2 separate regions of the Homo sapiens genome follow, and region 1 is linked to region 2. A link is an interaction called in ENCODE POLR2A ChIA-PET data of the cell type or tissue named here. Cell type or tissue: IMR-90. All regions are shown on one strand. Each heading gives the region's core, and the rest is flanking DNA. Links, peaks and the distances in the headings are about the cores only.

Region 1 (16,804 bases), core at 3,586-11,585, 520 kb after region 2:
TCTCCTCATGGATGTGTTTAAATCTTCAGCTGATAATCACCTTACACTAAAGGGTAAGAAACAAAATCGCCAGGCGTGGTGGCTCACGCCTGTAATCCCGGCACTTTGGGAGGCCGAAGCAGATGGATCACGAGGTCAGGAGATCGATACCATCCTAGCCAACATGGTGAAACCTCGTCTCTACTAAAAATACAAAAATTAGCTGGGTGTGGTGGCGCATGCCTGTAATCCCAGCTACTCAGGAGGCTGAGGCAGAATTGCTTGAACCAGGGAGTTGGAGTTTTCAGTGAGCCAAGATTGCACCACTGCATTCCAGCCAGGCAACAGAGCGAGACTCCATCTCAAAAAACAAAACAAAACAAAAAAACAAACCAAGACTAAATGGAGCATTTAGTGAATCCTTTAAAGAGACCTCATGGGGATCTTAGCTGTCCCAGGCTGCCCACACAATGAGGCCTATGACTGGGGGCTGCTGCCACCATTAAGGGTCCCAGAGCTGTCCAGGGCCTGTCTCCACCTTCAAGAGTCATCCTGCCCTGCTTCACAATGCTCCCCTCTCCTTCCTTCCTTGCCCCTGGTACAGGTGGTCAGCCAGGGTCCCCAGCACGTCTGACTGGGTCACTAGCCAGGGTGTGACGCAGGTGGGAGAGCCCACCGAGGCATAAGTGGGAGCCTCTACCCTAACCCCTGCTGGGTCCATGGAGCTATCTATTCATAGCAGCAGGACCACCTTTTTTTTTTCGAGATGGAGTTTCACTCTTGTTGCCCAGGCTGGAGTGCAATGGCGCCATCTCGGCTCACTGCAACCTCCGCCTCCCGGGTTCAAGTGATTCTTCTGTCTCAGCCTCCCGAGTAGCTGGGATTACAGGCATGTGCCACCACGCCCAGCTTATTTCATATTTTTAGTAGATACGGGGTTTCTCCATGTTGGTCAGGCTGGTCTCAAACTCCCGACCTCAGGTGATCTACCCGCCTCGGCCTCCCAAAGTGCTGGGATTACAGGCGTAAGCCACTGTGCCCAGCCTCAGGTGTTCTTTTAGCACTGTACCTTTACACTTGGTTCCCTCTGCTTGGTGTATTTTCTCTACTTTCCCTTGTCTTAAAAGATCCAGCTCATCAACCTCTTCCCTATGCTCCTAATGTTACCCTTACAAAGGATGCCTTGTGTTGGTATGGCAAGCCCTCAGCACATGGCAGCTGAATGAAAGGCTGACCCAGAGGAGGTCAGGTTTACTCACCTTGTCCCACACGACCAGTGACTGAGGATGACAGGGACACAGGCCTCAGGAGACCCTGGGAACTGTAGTGAGCAGTAGGTGGGGCTGGAGGACCCTTGGCTGATAGGAGAGTTCCCTGTGCCCCACATAAGCGATTTGGGGATAAATTCTTTCAATGAAGTAGGAAGGACATGGAGGTAGAAGGAAGGAAGCCTAGGCTACGGCAGTCACCTCCTTTATAGAGAACTCTTAAGCATCAGTCTCCTCTGGGGTAGGAGGGAGCCTGGCATTTTGCACTTGTTTGGGTTGTTGGGGAGGTTGGCTGGGAGGGGAAGTCCTCATGCTTTAGCACTGGAAAAGGCAGAAGGAGCTGAACTGGGGATTCAGTTCTGCAGTCACCGTCCAACCTGTAGCCTTCTGCTAGACCCCCACTGCCCATCTCCCTTGGGACCTACAGACACCCCACATCACAGGATTCAAGTTTGGGTTGTCCTGACCAAAATTTCCTTCCCAGCCCCCAGTAAGTACAACCTCCTGGCAGTTTAGGGTGAAAGGCAGCCCAATGACAACTGGCTTGGCTGGGCGCTACTAGGTTCTTTTCTCTTCAGCTCTCAACATAGGGAAAAAGGGAAATATGTGCCAGGGCCCAAGGGCCCAGAATGTTGCCCAAGACAATCTTCCTTGAGTTTTTGTGGGCGTGGTGTTATTTCTGCAGAGCTCAGAGGAAGTCAAATTCTTCACTTTCTGCTCAAAGCCACAGGCTCTCCAGAATTTTAACACAAGTAAGAAGAAAGAAACTCTCAACCATACAAGGGGTATATCAAGACATCATTAAAGTGGCTGGGTGCAGTGGGTCACGCCTGTAATCCCTGCACTTTGGGAGGCTGAAAGTGGGTCACGCCTGTAATCCCTGCATTTTGGGAGGCTGAAGCGGGTGGATCACCAAGTCAAGAGATCAAGACCATCCTGGCCAACATGGTGAAACCCCATCTCTACTAAAAATACAAAAATTAGCTGGGTGTGGTGGCACATGTCTGTAGTCACAGCCACCCGGGAGGCTGAGGCAGGAGAATCGCTTGAACCAGAGAGTTGGAGGTTGCAGAGCCAAGATCGCGCCACTGCACTCCAGCCTGGTGACAGGAGCGAGACTCGGTCACAAGAAAAAAAAAAAAAAACATCATTAAAGTAGCCATGGCATTTTGAGGCACCTCAAATAAAGAGAGTCCTGGGTGGATTTAAGCGAACAGTTTGTTATAATGAACCAGAAATACAAGATTCCACTGAAACTGAACAGTTGACAGAATATGGTTGAACTTAAACCTTCAAGGGAAACAAGGGCAAAACAAAGCTAATGAGTGGAAAAGTCCAAGATTAGTTTGGGATAAACATGAGGATATAATTGCATTTTAGCATGGCTATCTTCTGACCTCTTCCAGCAGTTCGTCTGCCATCATTCTCCCTTCTGACACACCTACCAAATCAAATGGCTTCTGATCCTCTATATTGCAGTATAAACCAACCCTATAGTACCCCTCTGGTCATGATACAAACCCAGAAGGAAAGTCTGTAAATCTCATACAAAGGTAGAAAGTGCAATTCAACCCAACACGCTGGTTATGGTATATGTGCTGTCAATGTACATGGTAGCAACTTGAATCAAACCAGAGCTGCTACCACATGTAAGCAACCTCTTATGCTGCCCTGTAGTGATGTCAATGTTCTCAGTTTACTAAATTATCAATGTGGAAGAACGCATTTTTGAGCTCCAGACCTTCTAAACATTTTAAACAGGCTATCGAAGAGGATGTAACAGAACCCTATTTCAGAAACCTAAGGATCAGGGAGGAAGGAACACTGACCGGTTTTTCTGGGATGTTTCTGTGGGGGCAACAGGGATGAACAAAAGAAATGTTAGCATGTCAGAGCATATGACAAGTGAGGGGAGACAGAGGTAGGAAGAGGGTGTTCTAGCCACAAGGCTAATGCATTTGTGTTCAAAGAGAAGTCTGGGCAAAGGAGGGGAAACCCCCCCTCCCCCCTAAAAAAACAAAAACAAAAAACCAAATCAAAGGACAAAAGGGTTTCATACAACACAGTATCAAAAAGTAAAAGGAACACACTAAATGCACAAGCTGGTGGCAAGTAAGTCCACAGCCTATTGTGATAGGTCCATCCAGCATCAATCAGATTTCTTCTCATCTGTTATCTCAAGGTTATTTACAGATGTGTTGACTAACAAGAGTCTCTCATGGGAGGATGGGCAGGCTTCAATCATTGGTTTCGGGATCTGTCTGCGCCATGTAGGCATCCAACTCAGCATCCAGGTGTCCTTTTGTTTTCGACATATATGCATCCAATTGGTTGTCCAGCTGCTCCTTGGTCAATACAGGGCGAGCAAGGGCACCTCTCCCTCGTCCACGGCCTCGGCCTCGGCCTCCAAAGCCCCCTCTTCCCCGACCTATCATACCCCGACCTGGCCCAAAGGGGAAAAAAAAAAAAAAAGAGACAGTTACAAGTAAGTTTAATAGGTGCTGTAGTAAATGCCCCTTAGAGCAGTGGGGCCTAGCTGAGAAAAGCTGAAGGGCAGGGCAAAGAGGAGAAATCTGGAAAAAAAGGAAACACAATGGGTAGAAAGCAACACATGGAAAGCACACATAATGAATCCTCTATCACATGATCATCTCTAAATGCTATTTTAACAAATTTTATTCTATCAATAAAGGAAAATAATTAACTGGCAACTATAATTTTAAAAAACCTTAATCAATCCTAAGATAAAATTACCTAACATTTGAGATTCACTAAGTTCATAATTAAAATACATGACAGATAACCCCATTTGGTAAGATAGGGAGGTGGTAACAAGAGCACAGAGCATCAGGGGTGTGAAGACAAGACAGTTTTCAAATTAAGTTTATTGGAGACCCTTCTGGAAAGTCATCTCACCTGTCCTTAAACTTATCAAGTCTAATGAGCTAGCTGACCTCATGTGTCAGGAGACTGAGTTTTTCTGACACAGGAACAATGTAGGGGAGATTTGAAAAAATATTTTGAGTTGTCCTAGCTATTTCTACCTTTAATTCTAGTTACCTTATGACAACTGACAATTGTGGTTATCTGAGAAGCAGTGTGAATTCAGTTAACAAAACAAACTCAGCTTTTTGAAAAGCTATTTTAGTCTCTCCCACCCTCGTGATGTCTCTCAGGATCCAAGTCAAGATAATTTGGAAACATGTTATTTCATCCTGAAACCCAAACTAGCTTGCACTTCACTCAGTAAGTATCATATAATGGGAGAGAAGAAAACAAGCCCTTGGTTATCAACTTTTCTTTCCTAACAGTTATTATTCCTTGGCAACTTCAAGGTCATAAGTTATGGAAGACCCAAGACACCTTTTAAGAGAACCAAAGCAAATATACACAGGGGCTTCAATAGTGTTTTTTTTCTGGACAGGTGTTGGGAGTTTTCCACTAAGCTCTAAACCAGAAGGCTCCCATGAGATTTAGTATTAACAGCAGCAACATCATTAAACTCTTTCCCAATCTGGGTCATGAGGTCACAAGACAAACATCAATAAATTTCAAAGGCAAGATTATCAATAAGAGCCAGTTAGTTAACTGATAATAATTCCATCTTGCTCTCTACCTTAAGCAAAAAAAGTCATCTCTGGTTCTCCACAGGCACCAAATGTGACATTGAATTTATTTGGTTTCAGAGCCAATGCCCAGCTCCAAGTCTCACCACCCTCTTAACTCTACTTCATCTTTGTATCTCTCTCTCTCTTCTATATTCTCATGTGACTCAAACCAGGATTTGGAGCTACAGGGTGGTATGTGGTGGTGATGGTGGTGGGACAGGGGCAGAGAAAGGCAAAACCCTAAACTGACCATTTTGGGGGGTATTTTCAACTATACAATTTAAATTTGCAAGAGCTTGGAGGAAGATGGCATATAATCTGGCTCTATAATATGCACTTGATTGATTCTTGGAAAAATCATGAGACTTTTGCACTACCAGCATGGTAATTTGAAAAATAAGCCAGTTTCAAATAACAAAACAAGACAAACAAAGAAGCCTGCCTATGACTTGAAGCTGTGCAGAAAGGTGGCTCTGAGTTTTTAAGGGAGGAAAGTAAGGGGGAGCTACTCTCTGAAGTTGGTAGCTGACTAACCTCTACCACCGATTCCGCCACGACCCATAGCTCCACGCCCTAGGCCCCCTCTCCCAGGACCTCCACGACCTCGAACACCACCTCTTCTTAAGCCCATTCGGGGAGCTACGGCTCGTCCACCTCGGAGCAGGTTTTGACCTTAGAGAGGAGGCATACAATGTATATGCAGGTAAATCCAAGAGACACAAAGTAGATTCTAACCAAAGGAAGGCGGTGAGGGTTAAATGAAGGTAATTCAGTTAGTTTTTAGGTTGGCTGGGGCAAGCTGCATACTGTGAACAGATTAAGCTACTCTTTATTCAATCAATTCAACAAGTCTGACCACAAATCCATTTTTGGAAGTTGGGAGTTAATTCAATTAGTAAGTACATACATTTAATAAATATCTACTGAATAATCAGATAGATGCCTAGCATTATGGTAAATTTAAAAATAAATGCTATGGTTCCTGATCTCAACAGATTCTTCTAGGGAACAAGAACTATACAGGGAACAGAGTAATAGTGCCCCAAATGAACATATATAGGTAAGTGCTGTGGGTCAACTTGTCCTCTTTTTCCAGCTGTATCAGTGTTTTACTAGCACCAGGAACAAAGAGATATAGGCCAAAAGACCTATAAATTTCTTATGTTTGACTTGTTTCTAGAACTTGAATGTGCTTTGATTCAAGCAACAGCAGGGTGTTTTAAAATGGAATGGAGATGACATGAATTACCTGTTGTTACGCAGGTCATAGCCTCTCACCATTGCACATTATCAGAAAAGGAATGGTATTGATAAAAGACATGCAGCACTATTAAAAATATGTGATTTCAGAAGTTATTATATTAATACAAATTCAGGCTTAAAGATGTTAAACAAACGTGTCCATAAGCAGCCCAAGAGAAAAGGGAAGGGAGTAGGGCCCGACAATTATCAGGGTACACAGCACTGACCTCGGAGTGACATCCCGCCCCTAAGTAGGGTTCTGGTGGCACGTCCCCCACGTAGTCCTCCTCTGGGCAAGCCTCTCTGGATTATGGGTAGGCCTCGTCCTCCGATTGCTCCCCTGGCCAGGGCCCCTATGGGTCGGCCTAACCGTGCCTGGATGTTACTCTTACCCAGGCGCTGCTTTAAGCTCTTCTGGAAGAAAAGGTGTTAGGGGATTGAGATCAAAAAAGCAATCCAACAGGATTTGGCAACTCAAAGTGCAGAGAAAAAGAAGCAAGTGAGATGCTGGTGTGAAGGGAGATAAACCTGTTGTGGGTGTCAAAAGGATCCCAAACCAGAAGCAAGCCTTTGCCTCAGAACATGTTATACAAGCAGCAGAATTTTGATCCAGAGCAGAAACTCCAAGAAGCTCAAGTGTGGTCCCATGAAATGGGCATCTCCACAAATTACCTCACTAGTTTGGCTACAGAAGTCATACACTGCCAGTTGAAACTTAAGTTTTCGTAAGAACATTCTATAGTTCAATCCTGGATTGTACTGCTTTTGAACTACAGGTTGACAATTATATGACTTGATTCATACCTGCCCATGGACTACCACTGTCTTCAAAGGCTTACTCAAACACCATAGGAAGTTCATCACACTCTGGGCAAAACTTAAATTACAAGTTCACTTGAGTTCTTGTGACTTAAGAACAAGATTGATTTCTCAAAAAGGCCCGTGTGCTCCATTTTTCCTCTGAGAATCTATTTCCAGACGGTCCACTTTTTACCTTAAGATGTAAATAAACACAAGAAAGTCAAATCTCCTTTCCTTACATTTCTTAAAAATCCCTAATTCCATGCCTGCACTTGCAAACAGCTCCTTTAAAACAATGATGACCTTAAATTAAAAATAAACATGTAACTCAAATGTATCTCCACAGTCAGCCAGCCAAACGTATGTTAGAATTATTCAGGTGATCACAAAACTCAGGGCCATATATAAGAACAAGGACACACTACAGAGATAGGGTATTTTTAAGAATCTGTTCTCAAAAGAAAACCATTAAGACTACATCTCAGAGAATTAAATTCCTTCAAAGGAAAAAGGGACAGCAATAGCCCTGAACACAACCAAGCTCCTAGTAAGCCTGGCTGTCCATAAAGCCATCAGTCAATCTGAAAGAAAATAAATTGTATAGCCCCTTCAGGCTTCACCCACAAGTGACTACCAACGTGTATGTGTGTGTTTTCTAATCAACCTCTCAAAAAGATGCTGTGAAGCATTATTAACTTTCTAGCACAAGATCATAAATTGCTTCTCATCAGTGGGGAAGGCTCCAAACATTATGCATCTAGCATAAGTAGGTGTAACCAACCGTAACGGCCTGTCCTGTTACTCCCGATTAACACACAATTATCAGGTTAGAACTGCATTCCACAAGTCTCTTGCGTTCAGTTATCCTGCATATATTAATTCTCCCAAGCTTTGTGCTTTAAAAGAACTGTACAGTGCTGGGAAGTTCTTTACCCATTCCAATCCTTAAGTGCCACCAATACCGGCCTTTAATATTAACAGGGAAGTTAAGGATGTCAACTATACCACTTAGTTTCCCTTCTAGAGGTGTGCTGTGTAAGGCAGCCTCTATAGCTACATGTGGCTATTTCAATTATTTTTATTTTGAGATACAGTCTCGCTCTGTTGCCCAGGCTGAAGTGCAGTGACACGATCTTGGCTCACTGCAACCTTCGTCTCCCAGGTTCAAACAATTCTCCTGCCTCAGCCTCCCGAGTAGCTGGGATTACAGGAGCTGTCATCACGCCTGGCTTATTTTTGGTGGAGACGGGGTCTTGTCATGTTGGCCAGGCTGGTCTTGAACTCCTGACCTCAGGTGATCCACCTGCCCAGGCCTCCCAAAGTGCTGGGATTACAAGTGTGAGCCACCATACCCAGCCTAAATTAAAAGCAAATTTTACTTATTTTCTTGAGACAGAGTCTCACTGTCACCCAAGCTGGAATGCAGTGGTGCCAACTCCACTCACCGCAACCTCCACTTCCTGGGTTCAAGAGATTCTCCTTAGCCTCTTGAGTAGCTGGGATTACAGGTATGCGCCACCATGCCCGGCTTTTTTTTTTTTTTAGTAGAGATGGGGTTTTGCCACATTGGCCAGGCTAGTCTCAAACTCCTGACCTCAAGTGATCCGCCTGCCTTGGCCTCCCAGAGTGCTGGGATTACAGGCCTGGCCTAAAATTAAATTAAAAAAAATTAAGCTCCTTAATTGCACTAGTCACATTTAAAGTTTTCAATAGCCACATGTGACTAGTGGCTACTGTACCGGAGAGCAAATACAGAACATTTCCATCATTGTAGAAAGTTCTGGCTGGGCACGGTAGCTCATGCCTGTAATCTGAACACTTTGGGATACTGAGGCAGGCAGATCACTTGAGGTCAGGAGTTCAAGACCAGTCTGGCCAACATGACAAAACTCCGTCTCTACTAAAAATACAAAAATTAGCCGGGTGTGGTGGCGGGCGCCTGTAGCTGAGACAGGAGAATCGCTTGAACCCGGGAGGCGGAGGCTGCAGTGAGTTGAGATTGCACCACTGCACTACAGCCTGGGTGACAGAGCAAGACTCCGTCTCAAAACAAACCAAACCAAACCAAACCAAAAACATAAAAAAATTCTATTTAATAGTACTACTCTGGATAGGGACTACTTCCTGCAGAGCCTATACTTAAAGCTTCTTGTTGAAAGGTCCTTTGGAATGATCTGTCAGAGATTCATCTTCAGCAACTTCCATTTACTCTTGGAAAATGGTGCCTTTTGCTGCTTTCCTGAGTCAGGGAGGAATCCAGTCACTCCAAGGCTTAAGGTAGCCGAAGCAGACACCCTTGTTTATTTTTGGTCAGTGAGCCCAATGGTTCAGGGTGGGGGTGTAAGGGTGTTATATTTAACTGCTGAATTTATGCATAGCCATGCAATGCTACCAAAGCCCTTACAGTTGCATGGCACTGCCCTCCAGACGCCCAGCCACAGCTTGGACATATCCTTCCACAGCCACTGTCCGGACTTGCATATAAATTCTATGAATAATAAAGAGCAGGTTTTATTTCAGGTCTGAATAGGATTATCTCTCACTGTAAATTTGAAAAAGAGAACCCCTAACTCAAATTACTCAGTATTCTTGCTCCACTTTACTGGTAAAACTTTAGGTGCTGTGGAAATGAGGGTCACTCTACTCTGTATATTTTAGCATTGAAAACCTTTGACTGCTGGGCGCGGTGGCTCAAGCCTGTAATCCCAGCACTTTGGGAGGCCGAGGCGGGTGGATCACGAGGTCAGGAGATCGAGACCATCCTGGCTAGTATGGTGAAACCCTGTCTCTATTAAATATACAAAAAAATTAGCTGGGTGTGGTGGCGGGCACCTTTAGTCCCAGCTGTTCGGGAGGCTGAGGCAGGAGAATGGTATGGACCCGGGAGGCGGAGCTTGCAGTGAGCCGAGATCGTGCCACTGCACTCCAGCCTGGGCGACAGAGCAAGACTCCGTCTAAAAAAAAAAAAAAAAAGAAAACCTTTGACTAAGGCCATGCAAACTCCCTGCACTATGGGAAAAAGAATAAAATTATTTCCCTGTTGGGTAAATCATTTAACAGAGAGTAAAGGATGCTGTGAGATTATCTAAAGCTGAAATAAAGTTTCTTTGTGGAATAAGCCATTAATCTATGTTAAGGGTTAAGGATCAGAAAACAAAAGATTAATACTCATTGGTAACAGAAACAGGCCACATAGATGGCAAACTCCCTAAAAGAGAAAGACAGTAAAAAGTTACTTATTGGTACCTGCCAAAATTGGAATTCTCTGAACTTCTCTTTCTTCCAGAGAAGTTTCAGCTTTTTGCCCTGAGCCACTTTGCAATCATCCATCACGTCCTGACAGCCTCAGTGGACTCCCTCACAGAGATCACCAGCTGCTTCTGGAGCATTAAGACCCATTCTCTCACCTGCTTAAGTTTTAATGCTGCCTGGACAGAGGGTCTATTCTCCATCTGCTGGGCCAGTCTTCTGTTTCTGGCACTGGCTAGCTGCTGTTGTTGCTGCATCGAAGCCCGAATATTCACTGGCGTCGGCTGTTTGTTCTTCAGCATATTAGTAAAGCTTCAAGGTCGAACAAAATGGATGTTTAAATAAAAGCTTTATTACAAACATTTATTGGCATTTTCATGGCTTGCTAGACCAGGAGCTCCAGATCCCACGAACTTTTAAGTAAAGTGGTACACTTAGATCAAGGCTGATGTGGGTTAAAGACTCCTCTGTTTCCACAAACTTGCAAGAATCAGAAACTTAGAAATGCAGCTAAGTGCAGCACATTCAACCAAAAGTGATAACGAGGGCTCAGGTAACGGCTTTTAGAGAGGTGGAAGGTATGAAAAACACGCAATAAGCAGATATGACAAGAGACAGAAGATATAGTTTCAAAGACAAATGAAGAAAGCCTAAACCTTGGGGGATCCGAGGTGCATTCTAAGGCCAAATATGAGGAAGGATTAGAGCACCTTCAAAGCTCACAGCAATGAACATACTCTCATAAATTACAGGAGTGTATCACATTTTAAAATATATGTCACTAACATGCAAACATAAATATTATGCAAACATAAATAATTAGCTTATCATAGCCAAAGAGATAAGGAGAGAAGCACATATGCCTCAGAAGAGGCAAAAATAGACATTAAGTAAATTTCAGTGGTCGAAAGTCAACTTAATGAAATCACTGATCAAAGGCATTCTTTTTTTTGAAACGGAGCCTCACTCTGTCCTCTGTTGCCCTGGCTGGAGTGCAGTGGCAGGATCTTGGCTCACTGCAACCTTCGCCTCACGGGTTCAAGTGATTCTCCTACCTCAGCCTCCTGAGTAGCTGGGATTATAGGCACACGCCACCACGCCCAGCTAATTTTTCTATTTTTAGTAGAGACAGGGTTTCACCATGTTGGGCAGGCTGATCTCAAACTCCTGACCTCGTGATCCGCCCGCCTCAGCCTGCCAAAGTGCTGGGATTACAGGCATGAGCCACCGCGCCTAAACAAAGGCACTCTTAATGAACAAAGTTGTCAGAGATAGAAACTGCCTTTGAATATCTTTACTTTTCTTAGTCTCCAATCATCACTTTTTCTGACTCCAAGTAGTTACTTTTCAAAGTTACATCAGTTTGATCATTTATGAGCCTGTGAAGAGACTCATTATTTCTGTCAAGGAAGTATAATGGAATGGAAGAGAAGAACACTTAACTGTAGAAGAATCCAAAACAAAACCAAACTAAAAGCAGAATGGAAAGAAAGTGAAATGGAGCAAAGCGAGTGCCTCTTACAAGGCCCAAGAATGACATTCAAGGGCCTTTGGACATATTCATGGCTTGCTACCTGCCTCTTACAGGCCAGACACAACACTGCTGGCCTTGGACTGGGCAGCAAGCCTACTGTAGCCAGGGTACCATGCTACCGTGCTGCACGACCCCAGTATCAACGTAAAAAAATGTGAAAAGGAAGAGTGTTAGGAGTCTTTTAAAATACATCCCACCAAATAAATACTTCAGACAGCTTAACATAAAAGTCTACTGATAAGGGGTTTTGAAACAACCGCCCAATTTGTTTTGTGTACCACATGAGATGCAACTAAGAACAGAGGTCTGTAGCCTTCTGTTGGTATTTAGCTTAAAATTGGCTTTGTGCATTGGACCCCAGGGCCAAGTTAAGTAATGTTTTCTTAGGAAGGAGTTGAAGTTGCTGTTGGCTGCCTCACCGCTCATTTAGAGACATCTTGGTGGTGCTTTTTAGCACAACTTTCGGCGCTGACTGTGCAGCCATCTTCGAATCCCGAGAATCTACAAAGAACAATACGTAAAATGAGCAAATCACAATAGTGACATCATTTCTATAAGTGGCAAGGCCCAAGCCAAAAATAAATAAAAAGGCCTTATCACTGATGACTAAAGAGCACACGAGGGCACATTTCAAGTGCTTAAATTTCTTTTTTTTTTTTTTTTGAGACAGGGTCTCGCTCTGTCACTCAGGCTGGAATGCAGTGGCCACTGCAGCCGTAATCTCCTGGCCTCAAAGGATTTTCCCACCTTGGCCTCCCAGTGTTGGGATCACTGGGACCCAACGCCCAGCAAAAGTTCTTAAGTTTCTATGGCAATTACCTCAGATTATTATAACTTCAAGGTGGCTGGGTATGGTGGTTCACCGCCTGTAACCCTAACACTTTGGGAGGGCAAGGGCACAGGATGGTTTGAAGCCAGGAGTTAGAGACCAGCCTGGGTAACAAAGCGAGACCCAGTCTCTACTAAGAAAAAAAAAAAAAAAAATTAGCGGTGCATGGTGGCCAGCACCTGTTGTCCTAGCTACTCAGGGGAGCTGAGGTGGGAGAATCGCTAGAGCCCAGGGGTTGGAGGCTGCAAAGAGCCGTGATCATGCCACTGCACTCTGGCCTGAGACCCCATCTCTTTAAAACAAACAAATAACCCCAAACAAACAAACAAACTTCAAGGCCCACAAAATACCCGGGAATTTCTCAAAAACGGCAGAAGCCAATCTAGCAATCAAAGTATGGAGTCTGGCTTTTTTTTTTTTTTGAGACAGAGTCTGGCTCTGTCGCCCAGGCTGGAGTGCAGAGGCGTGATCTCAGTTCACTGCAACCTCTGCCTCCCCGTTCAAGCCATTCTCCTGCCTCAGCCTCCTGAGTAGCTGGGACTACAGGCACGTGCCACCATGCCCGGCTAATTTTTTTTTATTTTTAGTAGAGACGGGGTTTCTCCACGTTGGCCAGGGTGGTCTTGAACTCCTGACCTCACCTGATCCACCCACCTGGGCCTCCCAAAGTGCTGGGATTACAGGCGTGAGCCACCGCACCGGGCCGAGTTTGGCTTTTACTCTAGAGCAGTCATTTTCAACCTTGACTACATATGACTTATCCAAGGAGCTTTTAAAACATAGGGCCGGACAGGGCGGGCGCGGTGCTTCACGCCTGTAATCTCAGCACTTTGGGAGGCCAAGGCGGGAGGAATGCTTGAGCCCTGGAGCTCGAGACCAGCCTGGGCAACATGGTAAGACCCCGTTTCTATAAAAATATAAATTAATTAAAAAAATAGAAAATACAGACATCTGGGCCTAGATCAATTAAACCACAATCTCTGGTAATGAGGTTTGGAAATGAACCAATTGTGGGGTCGGGGGAAAGCTACCTAGGTGCTTCTAATGTGCAGCTAAAGTTGAGAACCACTGATCTACAGTGAAAATACAGGCAGGGCCGGGCGCGGTGGCTCACGCCTGTTTTCCCAGCACTTTGGGAGGCCGAGGCGGGCGGATCACCTGAGGTTGGGAGTTCGAGACCAGCTTGACCATCATGGAGAAATGTCTCTACTAAAAATACAAAATTAGCCGGGCGTGGTGGCGCATGGCTGTAATCCCAGCTACTCCGGAGGCTGAGGCAGGAGAATCGCTTGAACCCGGGAGGCGGAAGTTGTAGTGAGCTGAGATCGTGCCATTGCACTCCAGCCTGGGCAACAAGAGCGAAACTCCGTCCCCCCCCAAAAAAAAATATATATATATATGTATGTATATATATACATATATATATGCATGCCTAGTTTCAAAAGTGGCTTTCAACTCCAGAATCAAGTAGGGACTTTAACAAGAAACTGACGATCTGGGGGAGTAGGAAAGGTTTTCTAAATTCACCTGGGAATTAGCTCGCAAAGAGCCCTCCACAAAACTTAACCCTAAAGCCGCCATTAATTTCCAACATTCCTCAAAGTCTTGTACTTCTTAATCTCCCTACCATCCTCAAAGCCCTGTCAAGACTTCCACTTCTGCTCTACCCGCCAAGTTTCCTTTTTATCCTATCAAACCCCAACCTCCATCAATCCCGCCACCAGGTTCCAGTTCAGCCCCTCCCCCGCCCCTTCGCAGGGGCTCCGCCTCCTCCCCGGGGCCTCCACGCTCCAACACCGTAGCTATGTCCACATGCCACCACCCCCTTTCCGCGTCCGCCGGCCCCTTCCGCTCCTCAAGACCGCACCTCCCCCGGCTCCTTCTCACTACCGAAACTCACCGAAGGAAACAGACGCCAGTGCTCCTCCCGGGGCTGCCACCACGGCTCCGGCAGGCGGGCCGGGGACCGGCCGAACCTGAGTTGACGGTGGAGGGGCTCGGGTTAGCTAGATGGGCGGTTGGTTAGATGCGTAAGCGGTAGTATGCGAGCTCAGTTCGTTGTTGCTGGTTGGCTGTCTAGTCGGCCGATCCGTCTGCTCACCCGGCCTGCCCTTTCCTGCCTTTCGTCTGCAGCGGCCGCCAGCTCCTGCTCGGTGTCCAAAACAAAATGGCCGCCACGTCCAGTGCTTGTCTGACCGGCTAAAATGGCGTCTACGCAATTACGTCAGGCGTCAGATCCGCGCACGACTAGAGGGCGGGAAAGATTTGAGCTACGCCTGCGCAGAGGTCAGAGGCGGAGCCTTAGGGCGAAGGCGGGGCTTTCCATGCAGTGCCCCGCCCCTAGGGGCGTGGCCAATGGTCCTGTTGTTGGGGCGTGCCGGGGACTTCACGTTCCAGTAGTGGTTGCGCTGCAACCTCTTGGGGGTAGTTATTAATGTGGGCCTTAGAGGGGATTTGGGTCCCGAATTCCCTCGCCCCTCCGTTCCCTAGCCAAGGTACACCGTCTAAAAATCTTTACGCGGACTTGCCTCGTCTTCTTCCGGACAATTGGGCCTGGGGAATTTGCACTGGTTTTCCCCTCATGGCCACTCGCCCAGTCTGAGAGTTGTGAAGTGCCGTAAATGCTCCAGCCAAGGCCCAGGAGGCCAGTATTAGGAGCAAATTCCTCTCCCATCCTGCACCGGCCAACACCACCGCCCGTCCATGTTTTCCTCCTCACTTCCTCCCCTCCCCAACTTGGCCTAGATACTGTTTACTCCTTCTTGGGGTGGGGCACCTTTGCGTCCTCGATTGCGTTTCCATGTCCTCCCCCCACACCTGCCATCCGTGTTTATTTTGTTGCAGACCTACATAGGGATTTCTCTTTTCTCTCTCTGATTTGTTGTTGTTATTTTGAGACGGGGTCTGGCTCTGTTGTCCAGGCTGGAGTCAGTGGCGCAATGAATCACGGATCACTGCAGCCTTGACCTACTGGGCTCAGGTGATCCTCTCACCTCAGCCTCCCGACTCCTAGGATTATGGGCATAAGCTATGTTTCCTGCTCAATAAGGGATTTTTCTCTCTTTCTTTTTTTTTTCTTTTTGCAGATGGAGTCTCGCTGTGTCACCCAGACTGGAGTGCAGTGGTACCATCTCGGCTCACTGCAACCTCCGCCTCCCAGGTTCAAGCGATTCTCCTGCCTCAGCCTCCTGAGTAGCTGGAATTACAGGCGCGTACCACCATGCCCCGCTAATTTTTGTATTTTTAGTAGAGATGGGGTTTCACCAGGCTGGTCTCCAACTCCTGACCTCAAGTGATCTGCCCGCCTCTGTCTCCCAAAGTGCTGGGACTACAGTCGTGAGCCACTGTGCCCGGCCTCAATAAGGGATTTTTCTAATGACTATGTGCACAATACAGTGTACATATGTTTGAGGAATGAGAGAATGACACATCTGCAACCCTTCCTCTGCTCCACTGGCACGTCAAGACCCTTTCATTTTCCTTCCTGGCACTTGGGCGTGTGCGTGTGTGTATGTGTTTGTGTGTGTCTGTGTGTAAGTAATGGCCCAGCATCCTTACCCATGTGAGGGTAAGGATCGTGGTTATTTTGCTTAATGCTGGAGCCTCAGTTCCTACAGTGTTTACACATAGTACCACTTAAGTAAATGTTCGTTGATTGAAAGAAGATTCTTTCGGCCTAGCGCGGTGGCTCATGCCTGTAATCTCAGCACTTTGGGAGGCCGAGGCGGGGGGATCACGAGGTCAGGAGATCGAGACCATCCTGGCCAACATGGTGAAACCCCGTCTGTACTAAAAATACAAAAAATTAGCCGGGCGTGGTGGCAGGCGCCTGTAGTCCCAGCTGCTCGGGAGGCTGAGGCAGGTGAATCGCTTGAACCTGGGAGGCGGAGGTTGCAGTGAGCCGAGATCGTGCCACTGCCCTCCAGCCTGGGTGACAGAGCCAGACTGTGTCTCCAAAAAAAAAAAAAAAAAAAAAAGATTATTTCTTCCTCTGGTTTTATAGTTGAGAAGCTGATGTCTCCTCGACTTCCAACTGGAACCTTGAACCCCCACATTTCTGGACCTTGAGCATTCCTCAAGTAGGAAGATGTAATGCACCTTGACCTCTTTCTAAATAAGACACTTCCCCAAATAAGGGGAGTTGAGAGTGAACAGTCTTCACGTCTCCACCCACTTCCAGATCCCAGAGGAGACAGACATCGGATGGCTGGTGAGAGAGAAGCCTTTAATGAAAGATGAGTTGCAGGCTTGGACCGCTACTCTTGCGCCCTTGGTGGGGGTGGGGGTGGGGTGG
Region 2 (9,406 bases), core at 1,407-9,406:
GATCTGAATAACATATAAGAAGAATTAATTTGGTAACTAATTTGCAGATTAGCAAAGTGATTCACTAACATGGTGTTTCTCACATTTCAGCCATTTATGTTACCATTTTTGATGGCTTTTTCCATATTCATTGCTGCCTACATTGTTTTCTTCAGATCTACTCATTTCCAGATTTATTTTGTTCTTACTTGACACAATTCTATTTTGAAATCAAAGTTTTGATGTGTTAGTGTTTTTTCCTAATCACATTAAAGTAACTATAGCAGTGAATACACCACACTTTGGAAAAAATTGGGTTAGGTTAATTTAGTTTTCTAGGAGAGAATAATCAGGGTCTGAGCTAGAGTAGTGGCAGGAGAGATAGCACTAAATAAAGACAGGCATTGTGAAAGGCCTGGCCACTTGATGTGAGGAGGAAAGACAAGGATGACTGGTTTTTAGAGTAGGAGAATTAGCCGGGTGCAGTGGCTCATGCCTGTAATCCCTGCACTTTAGGAGGCTGAGGTGAGAGGATTTCTTGAATCCAGGAGTTCGAGACCAGCCTGGCAATAAAGTGAGAACCTGTCTCTACAAAATATAAAAACTTAGCCAAACATGGTGGTGCGTGCCTGCAGTCCTATCTACTTGGAGGGCCGAAGCCAGAGGATCCTTTGAGCCCAGGAGTCTGAGGCTGCAGCAAGCTGTGATCACACTGCTGCACTCCATCCTGGGTGGCAGAATGAGACCCCCCCCAAAAAAAGAGTAGGAAAGTGGTGGGGTTAAAGATGTAGGGAGATCATGTTGTCCTGGTTTGGGGAGCTGGGGGAAGGGAAAGAAGATACGGCTGACAATCTGGCAGGTATCTGGGTGAAAACAAAATTCTAGGGCGTGAGGCAGAGAGGTTGACATAAGAGAGTTGGGAATCCATATGGGGTACAGGTAGTTTATGCCATGGAGGTAAATTAGAACCATGAAGGACAATTGCAAATACAAAAAAAAGAGGCCAGGCACGGTGGCTCACGCCTGTAATCCCAGCACTTTGGGAGGCCGAGGTGGGCGGATCACGAGGTCAGGAGATCAAGACCATCCTGGCTGACACGTTGAAACCCCGTCTCTACTAAAAATACAAAAAATTAGCTGGGCGTGGTTGCGGGCACCTGTAGTCCCAACTACTTGGGAGGCTGAGGCAGGAGAATGGCGTGAACCCGGGAGGCGGAGCTTGTAGTGAGCTGAGATTGTGCCACGGCATTCCAGCCTGGGTGACAGAGCAAGACTCTGTCTCAAAAAAAAATTAAACAATGAGGAAAACGTTATGTAAGAGGAGGAACCAAATGGAACTGATTGGAGGGAAAGAAGACGGTTGAGTAGTTCTTTAAAAAGTTCCGGGTTGGATGCTTTCTAGTGGTTTTTCAACAGAGAGGCTAAGAAGGAAGATAACTGAAAATGGGACATGCATTGATACTTTAGTAATTTGAGGGTACATTTTGAGTGTTAAGAAGTGAAGAGGAGGAGTCATTTTCAGGGGCAAAAGAGTGTATTGGTAGGAAGATTATATAGGCAATATAATTTACTTTAGAGCAGGGCTTTCCAACAGAACTTTTGGTAATGATGTCTAGTACATTAGCCACATGTGGCAGTCAAGCACTCAAAACATGGCTAGTGTGGCTGAGGGGCTAAAATTTAATTGTATTTCATTGTAGTTCATTTAAATTTGGCTACCTGTGGCTAGTGGCTATTATATTGGACAATGCATTTCTAAATATTCAGATCCTGGGCAGAAGTTGGCTTTGACATGAAGAAAGACTTCTTAGAAAGGAAGGAAGTAGACCGGGCATGGTGGCTCATGCCTGTAATCCCAACACTTTGGGAAGCCGAGGCAGGTGGATCACAAGGTCAAGAGATCAAGACCATCCTGGCCAACGTGGTGAAAACCTGTCTCTACTAAAAATACAAAAATTAGCTGGACATGGTGGCACATGCCTGTAGTCCCAACTACTCGAGAGGCTGAGGCAGGAGAGAAAAAAAAGAAGGAAATAAGAGGGAGATTGGGAGAAAAGTAAGGTGTTATAGCTCTGATCTGTGGTATCTCCTGTTTTCCTTGCGGTATGACTAGTGTGAGCCAAGGATAGAGACCAACAAACTGGGGTACCAAAGTGGACAATGAAGTACTATGTAATTAGTGCTAATGCTAAATTCATTCCTTTGTTTAAGGCTTAATATCCTTGCAGAAGCCATCCTGTGTTACTTGAGCCTGGACTAGTATTGGGGTGAAGTCAAGCATCAGAGTAAAACATTTGTCCCCTTAATGTTACCCCCTCTTAATTTCTAAGAACCACAGGCCCATTTTGCCCTTCCTTGTTACCATCATTGAGATAAGGAATAAGATGTAGTAACCCCAAGTTATCTGATAGGTACAACTGACCTATTCTGTTTGGCAGCTTTATCTTAGACCTATTCTGTTTGGCAGCTTTATCTTAGCCCCAACCAAATCTCTTCCTTTCACATGGTGTTGGTTGAATACTATCCAACTCCATGGGGTTGGTTTGTGTTTTTTTTTTTTTTTTTTTTTGAGACGGAGTCTTGCTCTGTTGCCCAGGCTGGAGTGCGGTGGTGTGATCTTGGCTCACTGCAAGCTCCGCCTCCTGGGTTTAAGTGATCCTCCTGCCTCAGCCTCCTGAATAGCTGGGATTACAGGCACGTGCAACCAAGCCCGGCTAATTTTTGTGTTTTTAGTAGAGACTAGGTTTCAACATGTTAGGCTGATCTCAAACTCCTGACCTCGTGATCTGCCCGCCTCGGCCTTCCAAAGTGCTGGGGTTACAGACTTGAGCCACTGCACCTGGCCATGGGGTTGTTTCTTAATTAGATATAGCTGAAAAGAACGCTAGACCAAATAGGTTCTCTGCCTTGCCTTTTCGTTTGTTTTGTTTTAGCTATTATCAGGGAACCAAAAACTTTAAGGAGCTAGTACTGGTCTTAATTTTTAATAACTAGAGATAGCAGAGTTAGAAACTAAGTTCAAAGTGAGAGAACAGCTGCATTTGTCTTTCTGACCTCATGCAATTCCTAGGAAACTCTGTGTTCTGTGATTTAGTCAGGCAATAAAATGCTCTCACTCCTTCTCTGTCTCTTTATTTCTTCCCTAAATGGAAAAGAATTGACCAGGCTGCTTTGAGGGATAAAGATCCTGATAACGCGGCTGGGTGCGGTGGCTCATGCCTGTAATCCCAGCACTTTGGGAGGCGGGCAGATCACCTGAGGTCAGGAGTTCAAGACCAGCCTGGCCAATATGGTGAAACCCCATCTCTACTAAAAAAAAAAAATGCAAAAATTACCTGGGCGTGGTGGTGGGTGCCTGTAATCCCAGCTACTCAGGAGGCTGAGGCGAGAGAATCGCTTGAACCTGGGAGGTGGAGGTTGCAGTGAACCAAAATCGTACCATTGCACTCCAACCTGGGCAACAAGAGTGAAACTCAAAAAAAAAAAAAAAAAAAAAGGATCCTGATAACATCCTTCTTTCCCAAGTGAGAATCACACAAACTAACTTGGTTATAGGTATTATCTAAATTCAGGCTGTTCACGAGATCTATATGTAATGTAACATCACAGGAAATTTGAGAGATTAGTTCACAAATTTCAACACCTGTTATTTTGACAAGGACGCCCCAGTGAATAAGACAGGTCCAATCTCAGGCCTCATGAAGCTTATATACCATTAGTATAGTTTTGAGTATTCCTTATTCAAAATGCTTGGGAGCAGAAGTGTTTTGGATTTTTGCTTTTTTTTTTTTTTTTTTTTTTTAATATTTGCATTATACTTTCCAGTTGAGCATCCCAAATTCGAAAATCAGAAATTTATACCAGGCATGGTGATGCACACCTATAGTTCCTGCTACTCAGGAGGCTGAAGCAAGAGGTTTGCTTGAGCCCTAGGAGTTCAGGGCTGTTGTGCACTATGATTAGGCCTATGAATAGTCACCACACTGTAGCCTGGACAACACAGTAAGACCTTGTCTCTAATACACACACACACAAACACACACATCTGTATGTGTATGTAAAATCCAAAATCCTCCAATGAGCATTTTCTTTGAGCATCATGTTGGCATTCAAAAAGTTTCAGATTTTGGAGCATTTTGGATTTTGGACTTTCAGATTTGGGTTCTCAGCCTGTATAGTGTTTGTCAATGGTGAACGTTTGTCATTTAGAGTAGGACAGTTCTGTTGATGTACAGAACAATCCTGTGTATTGCTGTCCCCTGCCCAACAGATACCTGTATGGGCCTTCTAGTCACTGTGATATCAAAACCTCCCATACATACTCAAAATCTCCCCTTGGAGAGAAGAGTGCACAATACCACCCCTATTGAGAACCATTGGTTTAATGGGGAGTGCAAGTTAAAGGTTCACCCTGATTCTACTGTTTAATACAGCTATTATTTTTAGTCATTCCCTCCCAGGCTTTTTACACATATATGCTTTCTGTTTTGATAGTGTACATAAAGTGGCAAGTATTACTGGGACCATACTGGTCTCTAGCTTCCCAGTCAATCTGGGGAGAGCCTCAGCCCACAAGGCAGGGTACCTGAGCAATGCTCACATATGCAGATGATTTTAGGACAGAAAAGTATCTTTTTCATATTGAGATCCTGAGACCATTTTGAAACGGGCTGTAAAATATAGGGAGAAACTTATTTGTGAATTTCAGAGGTTGATACTAGGAGTATACCAGGAAGAGTTTGGTTTTCCTGTCCCCAAAGTTGTATTATCCCTGTGCTAGTCAGATGTATTTGAATCTTCCATATCCCACTATCTCTTTAAAGTGTGCTTCAAATGGAAAATCCAGATAAACCTATTAGATTTGAGCACTTAGCTGCTTGTATCAGGAATGCTTGCTAAATTGTCCTTTAGCCTGATTTGTAAAAAAAAAAAAAAAAAAAAAGGAAATAACTTACTTAGTAGCTTAAATAAATATGGGATTTGTTTTTTAATCACATACATCTAGCCATGAGCAACTGTGGCCTGTTGTAGCTGGGCTTTCCATGATTCTCTTGGTCTTTTCTCTTAAGATTGAAATATGCAACTCTGGTCATCACATCCATGTTGAAGGCAAGAGGGAAAGCTAAAGTTTTCCCAGAAGCCCCCAGCAGACTATCTTTCTACATCTCATTGGTTAAAACTGGATCATATGATCACCCCTAGCTGCAAGGGAGGCTGAAAAACAACAGGATAGTCTTGAGTAGCTTATACCAGTAATTTGCCTTCCCTGGGACTAGGCACACTATTTGTTGACTCTTAACAGGTTTGGGGTTCTTTTAAAGAAGAAGAAGAAATTGAATATTTATTGGCTAGGCCACTGAAATGGGTCTATCACACAATATCTGTAACACAAAGCATTAGAAAGTATAGGAGTGAATGAGTGTGGGGATATTTCTCCCAGTATACTGTTTATAATGCTGTCTTGAATGCTTTCACAGAAAAATGTTCAGCTGTTCACTTCCATTCCTTTCAAACCCTGATTATTGTGAACACATTTCTTCGAAGCCAACTGTATTCCTTCCTTTGCCATTTCCCTTGTTTCAGTTTCTCAACCCAGGGAATAAATATTGTGAAGGAAGCATTTTTTCTCCCTCAAAATGTTGTCCTACCAACTTGTCAGTCTGAATTTCCTCTGTTGGTCTTTCCACCAACTGACTGACTCTTATTGCCCTCTATCTGAATCCTCCTTGCATCCACCCTGCCTTACAGATGCATGTTATATATACCAGCTAGTTGAAAGACTCATAATTTACTTCTGGTACTCTACTAACTTTCCCTTTTTCTCTTTCTCCTCCTCTTTTTCCTCTCCTTCTCTTGTGTTCCCCTCCTCTCCGTTGCTGCTGCAGAGCGTCTCTACAGCCAACTTGAGCGAAACCGCCTGCTTTCTAATGAGCTGAAGCTAACGCTGCATGATCTGTGTGACTGATGGGCAGGGCTCAATGATGCCCATTAAACTGAGCTTACTGCTCACACCACTGACCTGGACCCCAACAAAAAGCTGATTGTCTTTTTAAAAGTTATTATTTTGCCCTGAGCAAATTGCATTTTAATTGGGGCAGTTAGAATGTTGATTTCCTAACAGCATTGTGAAGTTGACCATTGTGAAGTTTCTGTCCCTTTAGAAGAGATTATGGGTGAAGAAGGGAGGGGCCTGAGAGATTATAGTGAGAAAACTTGCGAGAATTTTGTTTTCCACCCTTATTTGCTGCTCTTTCACTTGGGCACTGACTGTAGGATATGTTCCCTTGCATGGATGTTTTTAACAATAAAAGGACTGACTTGACAAGTTGTTGTAACTGCTTCATCGGCAGGCCCAGGAATGGGTCCTTCTGACTGGGTGGAAAAAAGGGAAGTGAAAGAAAAGTTGTGGGATATGAATATGGGTCTGTGTTGCCATCACCTTCTCTGAGTTGAAGATTTGAGTATTTTCCTCACCTCTTTAGAGCAGTCAGAGTGGTTTGCTTGCTAGACAGATTAGATTCTCCTTAATGTTCAGCTGCTGATTTTCTTTCTGACTTTTGCGTCCTTTTTCTGGTTTTATGTTAATTTCAAGTAACTGTCACAAGCTAGTTCTGTTCAATAGCTCTGCAGCAATCTCAAGGTTTGCTTACAACTACTTGTTTCAGTAGTATTCTTGGCTTTGTTTTCTTTAGAGATTATTTGACTTAACTGTGAGCGCCCTTTTATTTATCCCATCAGTTATTACTTTGGCCTCTACTTTTTCGAAAAAACATGTAGTGCATGAGGATCTTCCTGTGCTCTTTATAATCTGAGATTCTGATGTTTCTATTGTTTGCAATGTTCAAACTCCGGTGAGCCATTTCAAGAGGGTATTGTTATGTGGGCAAAACCTAGAAAAGTGGATGGCTGATGGTTAAGGCTTGCTCTTTCATTGACTGAAAGCTGAAAGTGTTGGTTGGGTGTGGGAGGGAGAGGAAATGGCTGATAAGGGCCCTAACTCCCTCACCCAGGAAGTGCAGCAACACCTACAACTTCAGTAGGCAAGCCAAAGGCCCTACAAAACTGGGTGATGTAATAGCTCACTTCTGTGGCTGAGAAGGCAGCTGCTTTATCAGTCTGCAGCTTCTCTGCAACAGGAGCAAGTCTCAAAGAGCGGGTAGACCTTGAAATTTACTTCTAGTTCTTGTAACTTCTCTCCTTTACCCCCATTAGATAAACTGAAATGCACCAAAGAGGAGCACCTCTGTACACAAAGGATGCTGGACCAGACCCTGCTTGACCTGAATGAGATGTAGAACGCCCCAGTCCCACCCTGCTGCTGCTCCTCCCTCTGACCCAGACTCCGCCTGAGGCCAGCCTGCGGGAAGCTGACCTTTAACTGAGGGCTGATCTTTAACTGGAAGGCTGCTTTCTCCTTTCACCACCCCCTCCTTCCCTGTGTCTTTTTCGCCAAACTGTCTCTGCCTCTTCCCGGAGAATCCAGCTGGGCTAGAGGCTGAGCACCTTTGGAAACAACATTTAAGGGAATGTGAGCACAATGCATAATGTCTTTAAAAAGCATGTTGTGATGTACACATTTTGTAATTACCTTTTTTGTTGTTTTGTAGCAACCATTTGTAAAACATTCCAAATAATTCCACAGTCCTGAAGCAGCAATCGAATCCCTTTCTCACTTTTGGAAGGTGACTTTTCACCTTAATGCATATTCCCCTCTCCATAGAGGAGAGGAAAAGGTGTAGGCCTGCCTTACCGAGAGCCAAACAGAGCCCAGGGAGACTCCGCTGTGGGAAACCTCATTGTTCTGTACAAAGTACTAGCTAAACCAGAAAGGTGATTCCAGGAGGAGTTAGCCAAACAACAACAAAAACAAAAAATGTGCTGTTCAAGTTTTCAGCTTTAAGATATCTTTGGATAATGTTATTTCTATTTTTTATTTTTTTCATTAGAAGTTACCAAATTAAGATGGTAAGACCTCTGAGACCAAAATTTTGTCCCATCTCTACCCCCTCACAACTGCTTACAGAATGGATCATGTCCCCCTTATGTTGAGGTGACCACTTAATTGCTTTCCTGCCTCCTTGAAAGAAAGAAAGAAAGAAGACTGTGTTTTTGCCACTGATTTAGCCATGTGAAACTCATCTCATTACCCTTTTCTGGGTTTGAAGCTGCTGTCTCTAGAAGTGCCATCTCAATTGTGCTTTGTATCAGTCAGTGCTGGAGAAATCTTGAATAGCTTATGTACAAAACTTTTTAAATTTTATATTATTTTGAAACTTTGCTTTGGGTTTGTGGCACCCTGGCCACCCCATCTGGCTGTGACAGCCTCTGCAGTCCGTGGGCTGGCAGTTTGTTGATCTTTTAAGTTTCCTTCCCTACCCAGTCCCCATTTTCTGGTAAGGTTTCTAGGAGGTCTGTTAGGTGTACATCCTGCAGCTTATTGGCTTAAAATGTACTCTCCTTTTATGTGGTCTCTTTGGGGCCGATTGGGAGAAAGAGAAATCAATAGTGCAACTGTTTTGATACTGAATATTGACAAGTGTCTTTTTGAAATAAAGAACCAGTCCCTCCAACCCTCAGACCTATTTGACTTTTATTTATTAAAACTAAATGTGCTTTCTCCACAGAAGCTATGAGGTTTGGGTTAAAAATAGCATCTTTGTGGGTGGTAGCAACAGGATTTATTCTTTATTATTATTATTTTTGAGATGAAGTTTCATTCTTGTTGCCTGGGCTGGAGCGTAATGGCTCGATCTCGGCTCACTGCAACCTCCGCCTCCTGGTTCAAGAGATTCTCCTGCCTCAGCCTCCCGAGTAGCTGGGATTACAGGCACCTGCCACCATGCCCGGGTAATTTTTTATATTTTAAGTAGAGACAGGGCTTCACCATGTTGGCCAGGCTGGTCTCGAACTCCTGACCTTCAGGTGATCCACCTGCCTCAGCTTCCCAAAATGCTGGGATTACGGGCGTGAGCCACCGCACCCAGCTGGAGCAACAGGATTTAATATAGAGCAAATGTTTAGTTTTATCATCTGTAAAATGGAGATAAGTATTGTCAGAGTAAACATGAAGATTAGAAAGAACACTTAATGTGCTGGGCCTTTTATAGGTTAACACTGACATCTCAGGCTGAACTATATACATTTTCCTTCACAACCATATCAATCCTTATAAACTATGGATTTATGCTCCTTAAAACAATATATAATGCTGATCACTACTATAAATGCGTGGTTTTAACCAACTGTACTGAAACAGCTTTGAGTTTATATTCTGTTTGGATATTTGGAGAAAACAACAAGTGCTCTCAAGAGTATTTGCTTAGAGGCCGGCTGTGTGAGTGGATAACTTTGAAAGCTGCTTTTGAGACGCCAGTGTCTGGCATTTCCTGCATTCTGGCCTGGAGGCCGGACGTGAATCTGACTTCTA

What was found. Peaks named below come from ENCODE experiments on the same cell type or tissue, not always from the same donor. Only the 100,000 strongest peaks of a DNase experiment are listed, where the experiment ranks them.
Region 1: POLR2A ChIA-PET joins it to region 2 with 9 read pairs; 3 of 35 experiments call an interaction of 5 or more read pairs at or near these places.

The regions. Positions count from the first base shown.
Region 1 is chr1:153,631,950-153,648,753 of GRCh38, reverse strand. CHTOP (chromatin target of PRMT1) reads right to left here and starts at 14,688. Exons shown (of 6, transcript NM_015607.4): 1 at 14,411-14,688; 2 at 12,101-12,182; 3 at 10,306-10,459; 4 at 6,325-6,508; 5 at 5,390-5,527; 6 at 2,448-3,690. The coding sequence starts at 12,165. The coding sequence ends at 3,485. S100A1 (S100 calcium binding protein A1) reads right to left here. Exons shown (of 3, transcript NM_006271.2): 3 at 16,715-16,804. It also overlaps a transcript of S100A13 not described here. RefSeq lists a silencer at 14,185-14,264 and an enhancer at 14,605-14,714. In IMR-90, for the core only: no CTCF peak of the experiment used is centred there; no DNase peak of the experiment used is centred there.
Region 2 is chr1:154,155,507-154,164,912 of GRCh38, reverse strand. It overlaps TPM3 (tropomyosin 3), which reads left to right. Exons shown (of 10, transcript NM_152263.4): 10 at 1-3,100. Among named protein-coding and RNA genes, the nearest start is that of NUP210L, 5.1 kb to the right of the region's middle. RefSeq lists a silencer at 8,722-8,899. In IMR-90, for the core only: no CTCF peak of the experiment used is centred there; a DNase peak (open chromatin) is centred at 9,372; H3K27ac peaks cover 464 bases.